Regions from separate parts of the Homo sapiens genome. Here regions 1 and 2 are each linked to region 3. The links are chromatin contacts, found by Hi-C or POLR2A ChIA-PET in ENCODE. All regions are on one chromosome and are shown on one strand. The core of a region is the stretch at or near the end of the contact, and the rest is flanking DNA. Distances in the headings are between cores, read along the strand shown. Region 1 has its middle 23 kb from the start of EPM2AIP1. Region 2 overlaps TRANK1 (tetratricopeptide repeat and ankyrin repeat containing 1). Region 3 overlaps TRANK1 (tetratricopeptide repeat and ankyrin repeat containing 1).

Region 1 (3,809 bases), core at 882-3,381, 57 kb before region 3:
GTGCAGTGGCATGATCTCGGCTCACTGCAAGCTCCACCTCACGGGTTCATGCCATTCACCTGCCTCAGCCTCCTGAGTAGCTGGGACTACAGGCGCCCGCCACTACTCCCAGCTAATTTTTTTGTATTTTTAGTAGAGACGGGGTTTCACGTGTTAGCCAGGATGGTCTCAATCTCCTGACCTCGTGATCCGCCCGCCTCAGCCTCCCAAAGTGCTGGGATTACAGGCATGAGCCACCGCGCCCAGCTATTTTATTTTTCTGAGATAGAGTCTCACTCTGTTGCCCAGGCTGTAGTGCAGTGGCACGATCTTGGCTCACTGCAACCTCCGCCTCCCAGGTTCAAACGATTCTCCTGCTGCAGCCTCCAGAGTAACCGGGACTACAGGTGCGCGCCACCATGCCCAGGTAATTTTTTGTATTTTTAGTACAGATGGGGTTTCACCATGTTGGGCAGGCTGGTCTTGAACTCCTGAGCTCAGGCAATCTGCCCACCATGGCCTCCCAAAGTGCTGGGATTACAGGCATGAGCCATCGCGCCTGGTCTATTTTTATTTTGTTTTTATAGAGACGGTGTCTCACTATATTGCCCCAGCTGGTCTCAAACTCCTGGGCTGAAGCGATCCTCCTGCTTCGGCCTCTCAAAGTGCTGAGATTACAGTCGTGAGCCACCGCACCTGGTTCAGAGTTCCAGTTTTGCAAGATAAAAATAATTCTGCAGATGGATGGTGGTGATGGTTGTGCAACAATGTGAATGTGCTTCGTACCACTGCACTGTACAGTTAAAAACAGTTAAGACGGTTCATTTTATGTTATGTGTATTTTATCACAATTTTAAATAAAAGAATCAAGTTTAAGTACTCTATAAAATTAAGCATAAACCTATACCATACCTCAATAATTTCACTCCTAGGTATTTACACAAAAAAATCAAAACATATGTCCACAAAAATGTTCATCGTTCAAGAATGTTCATAGCAGCTTTATTCATTATAATCCAAAACTGGGAACAAACCAAATGTCTGTCAACAGGAAATGGGTAAACAAAATAGGCTCTATCCATACAATAGAGTACTAATCTGGAAGAAACGACTGATACACATAACAATATGGATAAATGTTAAAAACATTATTCTGAGGAAAATAAACCAGACACAAAAGGAAATATACTGGTTTTATGAAGATCAACAGCAGAAGAATCAAAACAATGGTGATAGAATCAGAGCAGTGAGGGTTGGGAGTGGAGATGGGAAGGCAGGGAGGCCAAGGGTTGGGGGCATGGGGGGGTGAACTGCTACTGACAGAAGGAACTTTCTGGGTCGATGTATGGTTTTTTTTGTTGTTTTTTGTTTTTTTGAGACGGAGTCTCTCTCTGTTGCCCAGGCTGGAGTGCAGTGGTGCTATCTCGGCTCAATGCAACCTCTGCCTCCCGGGTTCAAGCGATTTTCCTGCCTCAACCTCCTGAGTAGCTGGGACAACAGGCATGTGCCACCATGCCTGGCTAATTTTTTGTATTTTTAGTGGACAGCCAGGATGGTCTCGATCTCCTGACCTCATGATCCACCTGCCTTGGCCTCCCAAAGTGCTAGGATTACGGGCATGAGCCACTGCGCCCGGCTGATGTAAGTATTTATATCTTGACTGAGGTGTTGGTTCCACAGGTATACATATTTGCCAAAACTCATCAAACTGTATACTTAAGGTCTGTGAACTTACTATATGTTCTTTATACCTCAATATAATTAGTATTTAAAAAAAGAGAAAGTCCTCTCCCTGCTCTCCCCTCTTCCCCTGGGGTCAATGAAGCAAGTATGAAAAAACTAATGTGGTTTTGATATTATTCTGTGTTCTGTGATGCATATCATTTATAAAACAACAGAAGTTCATTTCTTGTGAACAGTTTGCTTATAATAAACCAAGGGCAACAGGTCACTGCTGACTGGCCTAGCTCCCTTAGCCAGCATCACAGATGACTAAGAGGGAAGTGAGAGATAGCAAGTGTAAGCTTCGTGCAGCATGACAGTATCAAACAGGAGCAAGAGACAGTTCAGGAAGGTGGGGGCATAGCTCATGAGGAAGGTTGCTTGGTGAGCGGCAGGCCTCTGCATTATCTTTGGTATCAGTGAAGAGCTGGTTTCCTTGGCAACAGGGGCCTACTTAATGAATGGTGCCTGCCAGGCAGCAGGCATGGACATGTCCATAGCAAGTGTACAATAGTGAAAGAAGATCTCTTCACCAAATATTCCCTTTTAGTCTACATACTGAGATCTGTTGATGGTTTAAGAACAATCAGAGAATGCTGAAAGACATAATAAAAAGCTTCAGTGCCATTACCCACTTCTCTTCTCCCCCATTCCTAGTAACAACCACTTGTAACCTTTTATCCTTCTCCTCCTCCCCCTCCTTCTCCACTCCTCCCACTCCTTCTCTCCTCCTCCTCCACCCCCCCCCCCCCGCCCACGCTCCCTCCCTCCCTCTCTTCCTTCCTTCCTTCTTCATTTTTTTAAATTTTTTTTGAGATGGTCTCACTCTGTTGGCTCACTGTAGCTTCCACCTTCTGGGCTCAACTGATTCTCCTGCCTCAGCCTCTGAAGTAGCTGGGAATACAGGCATACACCACCACACCCAGCTAATTTTTCTGTTTTTTTGTAGCGATGAGGTCTCACTACGTTGCTTAGGCTGGTCTCAAACTCCGGGACTCAAATGATCTGCCTGCCTCTGCCTCCCAAAGTGCTGGGATTACAGGCCTGAGCCACCGTGCCCAGCCTCCTTTTCTTTCATTAGTTATTTTGGTTTCATATATATTTCTGTATATTGCTAATTCTTAATTTATCAACTGTAGGCATTGTCTACTTATTGCTTATGATTAATAAGGATTTAACTAATTAATACCACCCCATTTCTCCTTTTCTTCTTTTTACCATGACTTTTGTTGTATCATTGGTTTTCTTTCCATTGGTTACTTTTATACATTTAGATTCTGTTCTTAAACTATTTGTTTTTAATTCTGTCAATTTTCACTAACGTCTCTTGACTTTTTTCCCCTACCCTTGCCTCCATCTCTTTTCCTACTTCTACCTTCTGGTTTCTGTGAGCTTCACTTTGATATTTACATTGTTGAGGTTGAAAATTTACATTCTGTTCAGAAACCTGAACCCCCATCCTTTGTCTGTAGGTTGATGACACAAATTTAAAATTACTAAAAATATTAAATTGTTATGACATTATGTTTTCTTGTATAATTATGTCATCACCCTAGACCTCTCAAAGGACAATATTCCTAGAAAATTCTATGATGGGCCAGGCGCGGTGGCTCACGCCTATAATCCCAGCACTTTGGGAGGCTGAGGTTGGCAGATCACTTGAGTTCGGGAGTTCAAGACCAGCCTGACAAACAGGGTGAAATCCTGTCTCTACTAAAAAATACAAAAATTAGCCAGGTGTTGTGGCGGGCACCTGTAATCCCAGCTGCTTGGGACGCTGAGGCATGAGAATCACTTGACCCCGGGAAGCAGAGGTTGCAGTGAACTGAGATCACCACTGCACTCCAGCCTGGGTGACAGAGTGAGACCCTGTCTCAAAAAAAAAAAAAAAAAAAAAAGAAAAAGAAAATTGCATGGTGGATTCTCTTTTCTTAAAGAACCACAGTTGCCCAAATTCATACCACATTTGTTTATTTCAAGTTTGGATCATAACTTTCCTGTCTTAGAATTTTTATAATTTTTCCCTCATCAGGAGAAGCAAAAGCCTTCTTCATGAAAGCACTGATATCTATTAGTTCCTTACTCTAAAATTGTTCAGGGTCTATTCT
Region 2 (3,699 bases), core at 252-2,751, 36 kb after region 3:
TACATGTAGGCTTAGTCTTTTCAGTATTTGTTTTACTGGTTCAGCAGAAGCCAGGAAAAACAACTTTGTATTAATCAGAATGTTATCCAACTGTATATTGTTTATTATTTAAAATACTGGTGAACGATGGTCAATAAATAGTTTTGTATTCCTTTAAAAAATTCAGACACTTTCAAAGAATGTGATAAAAAGTAAATCTCTTTCTACAAAATCAACTACTAAAACTTTTTTTGTCAGTCTTGCTAGTAATGTATATGTATAATGCCAGTTTTTTCCCTTTTAAATATAAATGTAGGTACACTGTACATTCTGTTCAGCAACTTGCTTTCTTCACTGAACAATGTATCTTAGTCATCTTTCCCTAATAGTATCTGCATGGCAGTTTCATTTTTTTAACAACTCATACTAATAGATGGTTAAATGTATTTTAGTTCATTTTGCAATTGAAAACAAGGCTTGGAGACCATTCTTTTACATACATGTTTGTGAATCAGTGGGGTTGCATCTATAGGATGATTTCCTTGTTAAGAAATTTCTTGTTTGAAGGAACTGTACATGTTATTTATTTGGATACATTTTAATTTTATTTAAATTTTAAATATATTAAAAAATCAAAAGGTACAAAATGTATACATCAAGAGTCTATTCTACTCTGTCCATTAGGCAGCAAGGAATGAGTGTTACTAATATCTTACATTTTTTTCTGCAAATATTTTATGATGTACAAGTAAAAGCGTATATGTTTAAGATGTGCTAGCTTATTGGTATGCATTTGGATTTTGAAAGCTATTGCTAACTTAAACCCCAGAAATGTTGCCTGAACACTGGGTTTATTATCTCCTTCTTAAGTATTGTTTGGTACATAGAGAATCAAGAACTTTCCAGATTATTTAAGTTGGCCTAAATTTTAAACCCATTTGAAAAAATTGCAGTGTCAGTTGGGCCTTAGAAATCTTCAGCTTTGTTTGTAATTTGGTGGGTGCTTGTTGTTACAATGGTCTCATTGGCTCTGGTACATAGAGATTTCAGAGGCTCAGGAACTCACCAGAGCTGGGCAGCAGCAGAACCCGTCTAGATATGGTTAGCTCCTGAAATTGAAGGAGTGAGGTTGGATCATTACATCTGTCTTGGTTAGAAGCTACACTCAAACTGGTTTAGGCAGGAAAGAGAATTTATTGTCTCATGCGACTGAAGACTCCAGAGTTTGGTTCAGGTGCTTGCTTCAAAGCTGTCTTCATGAGTCTGTCTTGCCTTTTACTCCGTTGTGTGAAGAAATAACTATGTTCTAATGAAAATCAAGTTTGATATGTTCATTTTGAAAGTGGTGTTGGGAGAGTTGTTAGGTTTGTTTGTTTTCATCTGTAGCGGTTTGTGGTTATTTCTTCTTTCTGTTAGTTTCGTTTTCAGACAGGCTGTCTTTCAGTTAAGGCCACCAGAACCTTCAGGCTTACTTTCTGCCAATTTGTCAATCTCAGTCAAAGAGGATACCTCCTCCCAATAGCTCCTAGTGTGTCTTAGTGACCTGACTTTGGTCACATGTCCTCCCTATGAACCAATCAGTCACTAGAGCCAGAAGAATGGAATGATCTGATTGGCAAGGCCCTGGCCAGGATTTAGCCTCTGGAAGAGGGTATGGGACAGAGCTAGAAGAACAGAATGATTTGAATGGCCAGATCCTGGTTAAGTGTTAGCCCCTGGACCTGGGCGTTGGTGAAATGGTAGAGAATGTGGTTGTCACAGGGGTGTGTGTCAGTCGGTCTGGTGTTCACACCATCAAATCTGGTAAGGCTGAGAGAGAGGAGGTGCTGTCTCAAAGGAAAACTGGGTGGTTCTCAGAAAAAGGGAGAATGGATACTGACCAGACAAAAAAATAAGTCTTATTTGTTGGTGGTTTTCAAATTTTGCTTCCTTATCCCCCCTTAAAGAATTTTGAAAACCTGTGTACCTCTCTGCATGTATTTAAGTTGACATCTGGAATTTTGTATAATTTTGTACACATGGATATTTTAAAATAAAACTGTTATTTCACTTCTTTACTTGTATTTAATAGAATGGAAATGACGTCCTCCCAACATTTCTGTGATTGTAAGGCTCTAAGCGTTACTTTTTTTCTGGATTGAATTATTCCTAATTATCAATATGGAGCTTATCAAAACAACATAAATATAGTGAAATTTCTATAATTGTTAAACATAAAAATAAAATTCTGGGGGGAAGTAGGTAGGGGATGGATTATGTAGTGCCTTTTAAAAGACGTTTTGCAGGTATCAGTTAGTTTTAATTGTCCTTTGGGTTGATACCCTGGAGGTTAGGAGTTTTTACCCCCTTTGGGGCAGTATACTATAGTTATGCTGTGTCACCATACACTTAGTGGCTTGAAACAACACCCATTTATTATACGTCAGTAGAGTGACATGATGTGACTGAGTTTTCTGCTCAGTGTCTTGCAAGGCTGAAGGTGTTGGCTTTGGCTATGTTCTCATCTGGAGTTCTGGGCCTGCTTTTAAGCTCACATGGTTGTGGAAGAATCCAGTTCTTTGCCATTGTTGGATTGAGATCCCAGTTTCTCTGCCGGTTATTAGCCAGAGGCTGCTCTTGACTTCTGCAGGCCACACACATTCCTTGTCCTGCCTCTTGTATCTTCAAAACCAGCAGAGGAGAATTTCTTGTGCATCAAATCCCTCTCATACTCTGAATCTCTGACCTCTAGAACTTTGACTGTTAGGACTCATGTGATTAGGTCAGGCCTCTCTGGATAATCTCCCTATATTAAGATAAACTGATTTGGGACCTTTGTTTCATTTGCAAAATTTCATCACAGCAGCACCTAGGCTAGTATTTGATTGAATAACTGGGAAAAAGTGTGGATGCACAGCAGGTCAGAAATCTTGGGGGCTTAGAATTCTGCCTACCACAGTGAGATTCTCGATGGGTGGGAAATATGACTTAATTCTTTTTTTTTTTTTTTGGTAAAGTGGGAGAAGTGCAGTTGCCTTCTCAGGAGGTGAATTTTAGGAAAGCTTACATATGGAATTTGGAGATTAGGCATTGAGTCATTTAACTCTCTGTGCCCATTTAAGTCTTTGTGTACCCCCAGGGATATACCTGTTTCATTCCGCAAACAGTTGCATCTGTGACCACAGACATACGTTGATGCTTGGCAAATGGATACATCAGAGCAGCAAATGGAGTTGGCATCCAGGGAGTTGGGGCTAGGAGGGTGGTAACAGTGACAACAAAACAGCCCCTGATGCCAAAGCAATCACCGCTTTCATGTCCTGTCTCCAGGCAGACTTTTCTCCTGGAAGAATATTTTGTTTCCTCTCTAGGGAATAAAGAAATCTGAAGTCACAGCTTGATGTTATCCTTACAGCTGTAACTGTTGCTTAGTAACCAGATTCCCCCTCTCCTTGCTTGTTACCAAGGAGAGGGGAGAAAGGTAGAGAGGAGCGCACTTCTGAACCTCTTGAAAGCTATTGTCCTTCCCACTCCACAAAGAACTCCTTGCTTCAGGGAGTTGAGTGGACTACCTGAGGCTAGCAGTGCAGGCTCCACAAACAGAAGACCCTAGTCCTCTTGCCCTGGGCTGCTTGGGAGGAGACTGAGAAGAAGAGCACTCATGGGGACATCTTATGGAAGGAACCATGACAAACACCCCTTCTCATTTTGGCCTGCCCTAGGACAAACAGAGGATGTGCA
Region 3 (3,996 bases), core at 1,041-3,540:
ATAAAATAGGCCTGGTGTGGTGGCTCACGCCTGTAATCCCAGCATTTTGGGAGGCTGAGGCAGGTGGATCACCTGAAGTCAGGAGTTGGAGACAAGCCTGGCCAACATGGTGAAACCCCGTCTCTACTAAAAATACAAAAATTAGCTGGGCATGGTGGTGGGCACCTGTAATAGCAGCTACTAGGGAAGCTAAGGGAAGAGAATGGCTTGAATCCACGAGGCAGAGGTTGCAGTGAGCCGAGATCGCGCCATTGCACTCCAGCCTGGGTGACAAGAGTGAAAACTCCTTCTCGAAATAAATAAATAAATAAATAAATAATCTAGAAAAATGTTCCCAGGAGCTGGGGATGGGGGATTGGGGGTGTTCTGTATCATGACTGTGGTTGTGGTTGCATGATCATAAATTTTGTTAAATGAATTGAACACTTAAAATGGGTGAATTTTATCATATGTAAATTGTACCTCAATAAAATTTACTTAAAAAAAAAAAAAAAAGGAAGACACCAGCTGGGTGCAGTGGCTCATGTCTGTAATCCCAGCACTTTGGAAGACCGAGGGATCACCTGAGCGCTCACTTGAGCTCAGGAGTTCAAGACCAGCCTGGCCAACATGGTGAAAACCCTGTCTCTACTAAAAATACAAAAATTAGCCTGGCATGGTGGCGTGCGCCTGTAATCCCAGCTACTTAGGAGGCTGAGGCAGGAGAATAGCTTGAACCCGGGAGATGGAGTTTGCAGTGAGCCAAAATTGCACCACCGCACTCCAGCCTGGGCGACAGAGTGAGACTCAGTCTCAAAAAAAAAACAAAAACAAAACAAACCCAAAAACAGTCAAGAGACCCTAGATATTGGGGAGGTAGATAATTATTTATGGTGTTTACTTTTTGCTGTGAGAATGACTTTTAGGTTATAAATTTTACAAAAACAGTTCGGAGCTGGTCTCGTCAACTGGCTTTAGAAATACCATCTTTGGTGTGCATGTAGTTGGGTGTAATTGAGGCTGTAAATAAATGAGGAATAACTTAAAGTTGATGGGCGAAGGGGATAAGTTGCACTGGTAATGCCTTAGGTTTAGTGCAGGCCACTTTACTGGGCTTTGGTCGGGGGCAGGATGGTGAGACAGCTGAGGGGGGTGGTGGCAAGGTGTTCCGGTCTTGTCCTATTTAAATGCCCTGGGTAGGGAAGACTTGGGTGCAGCACCACATACTTTTCCAGGGGCCTTATGAAATATTTTGAGTGAGTTTCTTAAGAAAATTCCTGTTCTTCTTGTCCCACATTTGTACCCCTTTCCCCAAGAAAAAAAGAAAAAAACAAAACAAAACACATTGAAGTCCCCAGGATATATTCTGACTTTGGATTTTTATCCTTGACTGTCTGTGGCACCCTTCCTGCGGGGAAGAGGAAAGAGTCACTTTTAAGAGAGAGAGAAAGAAAGAGAGGAGAGGAGAGGAGAGAAAGAAAGAGAGGAGAGGAGAGGAGAGGAGAGGAGAGAAACAAAGCAAGAAAAAGAAAGCAAGCAAGAAAGTAAGTGAGCAAGCAAGCAAGCAAGCAAGCAAACAGGCAAGAAAGAAAGATAGATAGAAAGATAGAAGGAAAAGGACGGTCATGGTGGCTCAAGCCTGTAATCCCAGCACTTTGGGACACGAGGCGGCCGGATCACTTGAGGTCAGGAGTTCGAGACCAGTCTGGCCAACATGGGGAAACCCTATTTCTACTAAATATAGAAAGTTAGCTGGGCATGGTGGGATTACAGGGCGCACGCCTGTAATCCCAGCTACTCAGGAAGCTGAAGCAGGAGAATGGCTTGAATTCGAGAGATGGAGGTTGCAGTGAGCCAAGATTGCGCCACTGCACTCCAGCCTGGGTGACAGAGTGAGACTCCATCACACACACACACACACACACACACACACACAAAAGAGACATACTCTTTCTAGCTTCAACTTGGATCTACTGCTACTGCCAGCATTCCCGAGTTAATCTTGGATCATTGACTGCTTTTGGGCTCTTTTGGCAACCCTAAACAAAAAAAGCAAGCAAGCAAACAAAAAACCCCAAAAAAATAAAATAAAAAAGTAAACAAATTTGTTGTCAAGAATTCAAGCAGTACCCAGATAATGTATGAAGGGAAAGCCATCCTCTCTGCCCATTTCAGTAATAACCCCTCCATAGGCCATCTGTGTTGCCAGTCTTTGCTGTAATCCTGTATGTCAGTTACAGAACTTCATGTGTATACGTATACACAATGAGTCATAAAACCCACAACCACCTGGATCTGCTCTGTTTCAGACTTGCTTGTTTCAAAATCTACTCAGTGCATTTGCATTTTTCTTGCATCTTCTTCCTCATATGTAGCTCAGCAGCCTGTGACAGCTTCCAACAACTAGAGTTTGAATTCTCATAGAGACATAGTGAAAATTTCTGAAAGCCAGCCAGGCAGCTGTGCAATTGTCCTTAAGTATTTTGTAGCTTTTACACCATTAACGAAACTGAAAGTGCAGGGTAGAGTGCTCAGTGCCAGCCAAAATATAAGATACCCTAGTGATTTTACTGGGTGCTGATCTTTTAGCCTCTGTCTTGGCCCTTCAGAGTGTAGTTTGGCTCTTAAAGTGAGGCCACCTAGGTTGGAATTCTCACATTACCAATTTCAGTGTGACTGTGGCAAGTGGTAAGTGGCTTAACCTGTCTTTGCTTCACTTTCCTTATGTGCAAAATAGAGATAGAGTCACGCTGACCTTATAGCACTTTTTTTTTTTTTTGACAGAGTCTCACTCTGTTGCCCAGGCTGGAATGCAGTGGCTTGATCTCAGCTCACTACAACCTGCATCTCCTGGGCTTAAGTGATTCTCGTGCCTCAGCTTCCTGAGTAGCTGGGGCTATAGGCATGCACTACCATGCCTGGCTAATTTTTGTATATTTTTAGTAGAGATGGGGGTTTCACCATGTTGGCCAGGCTGGTCTCGAACTCCTGACCTCAGCTAATCTGCCTGCTTCGGCCTCCCAAAATGTTGGGTTTACAGGCGTGAGCCACTGTGCCTGGCCGAGGCTTCTTATAAGAATGAAAAGACACAATGATGTAAAGCACATAGTAGGTACTTAGCAGATATTAGCTATGAAGAATATTGTCATTATGGTAAATTATTACCACTTTTATTTAATAATTTCATCTTATAAATAAATCATCAGTTGGTCAGTTTTTTCTTTTTTTTAAAGACCCAACAACGGAGCCATCTGTATTCTATTGTAGAGATATAAAGCATTCTTCCGTGTAATGAGAATGTAACTCTCAATGAATCCTATTAGGAAGAAAAAAGCCTTCTGTATGGTTGGCATTCCTTCTTTCACCTTTGATGTGATTGTATCAATAAAAAGCAGAAACATAGGTGGGTGAATACATTTGTTGTTGCTCACATAACATTAAGAGCTGACTTGGTTTCTAGAGAACTATGAAAAATAATATTGAAATGAAGAGTTTTTTTTTTGTATTTGTAAATACAATGGAAATACCTTGTGTTTGAATTCTTCAGTTAAACCCTTAAAGAGTCTGTTTGATAACATTTATGGTCTGATTAGTAAGAGGGTACATCGTAGAGTGATTGGAAATTCAGAAAATCAAGGAAGAAAATTAAAATTCTGTCAAATCCCAAAGGCGTGGCTTTTAACATTTTGGCATATTTTCAATACATTTTATGTATTTAAAACAATTTGGGATTATATGCCTTTTCAACCTTATAGGCCTATATTTTTCATTTACTAACTTGCTCTGTCATTAAATGTTCTTTTACAATATGCCTTTTCAACCGTATAGGCCTGTATTTTTCATTTACTAACTTGCTCTGTCATTAAATGTTCTTTTACAACACGATTTTTTTTTTTCCAGATGGAGTTAGCGCTTGTCACCCAGGCTGGAGTGCAGTGGCGTGATCTTGGCTCACTGCAACCTCTGCCTTCCGGGTTCAAGCAATTCTCCTGCCTCAGTCTCCCAAGAAGCTGCGAT

The links. Hi-C counts contacts between places; a loop is a spot of excess contacts on that map. ChIA-PET counts read pairs that join two places held with the same protein, here RNA polymerase II (POLR2A). Pooled maps may share reads with other maps.
Region 1: a map with no recorded cell type shows a loop between it and region 3 (5-fold over the local background). The contact joins two enhancer-like sites. A Hi-C loop is called at or near these places in 2 of 168 maps with a recorded cell type or tissue (endothelial cell of hepatic sinusoid and right lobe of liver), 4 of 37 single-sample maps with no recorded cell type and 9 of 50 pooled maps. POLR2A ChIA-PET finds 5 or more read pairs at or near these places in 10 of 52 experiments (AG04450, GM10248, K562 and 7 more).
Region 2: a map of B cell shows a loop between it and region 3 (5-fold over the local background). The contact joins two enhancer-like sites. A Hi-C loop is called at or near these places in 10 of 168 maps with a recorded cell type or tissue (B cell, CD4-positive, alpha-beta T cell, CD4-positive, alpha-beta memory T cell and 4 more), 35 of 37 single-sample maps with no recorded cell type and 17 of 50 pooled maps. POLR2A ChIA-PET finds 5 or more read pairs at or near these places in 21 of 52 experiments (CD4-positive, alpha-beta T cell, CD4-positive, alpha-beta memory T cell, CD8-positive, alpha-beta T cell and 14 more).

Annotation. Positions count from the first base shown.
Region 1 is chr3:36,968,338-36,972,146 of GRCh38, reverse strand. No RefSeq gene overlaps it. Among named protein-coding and RNA genes, the nearest start is that of EPM2AIP1, 23 kb to the left of the region's middle. RefSeq lists enhancers at 2,199-2,258, 2,349-2,398. Within about 2 kb of position 2,131, at least 13 of the 41 ENCODE cell types and tissues checked have a DNase peak (open chromatin) inside an H3K27ac peak, as active enhancers do; they include OCI-LY7, where a contact is called at or near this core.
Region 2 is chr3:36,874,278-36,877,976 of GRCh38, reverse strand. TRANK1 (tetratricopeptide repeat and ankyrin repeat containing 1) reads left to right here. Exons shown (of 24, transcript NM_001329998.2): 9 at 3,681-3,699. Among named protein-coding and RNA genes, the nearest start is that of LINC02033, 54 kb to the right of the region's middle. RefSeq lists an enhancer at 1,199-1,368. Within about 2 kb of position 1,501, at least 6 of the 41 ENCODE cell types and tissues checked have a DNase peak (open chromatin) inside an H3K27ac peak, as active enhancers do; they include B cell, CD4-positive, alpha-beta T cell, CD8-positive, alpha-beta T cell and 2 more, where a contact is called at or near this core.
Region 3 is chr3:36,910,950-36,914,945 of GRCh38, reverse strand. All of the region lies in intron 1 of TRANK1 (tetratricopeptide repeat and ankyrin repeat containing 1), which reads left to right. Among named protein-coding and RNA genes, the nearest start is that of TRANK1, 32 kb to the left of the region's middle. RefSeq lists an enhancer at 2,370-2,419. Within about 2 kb of position 2,290, at least 11 of the 41 ENCODE cell types and tissues checked have a DNase peak (open chromatin) inside an H3K27ac peak, as active enhancers do; they include B cell, CD4-positive, alpha-beta T cell, CD8-positive, alpha-beta T cell and 2 more, where a contact is called at or near this core.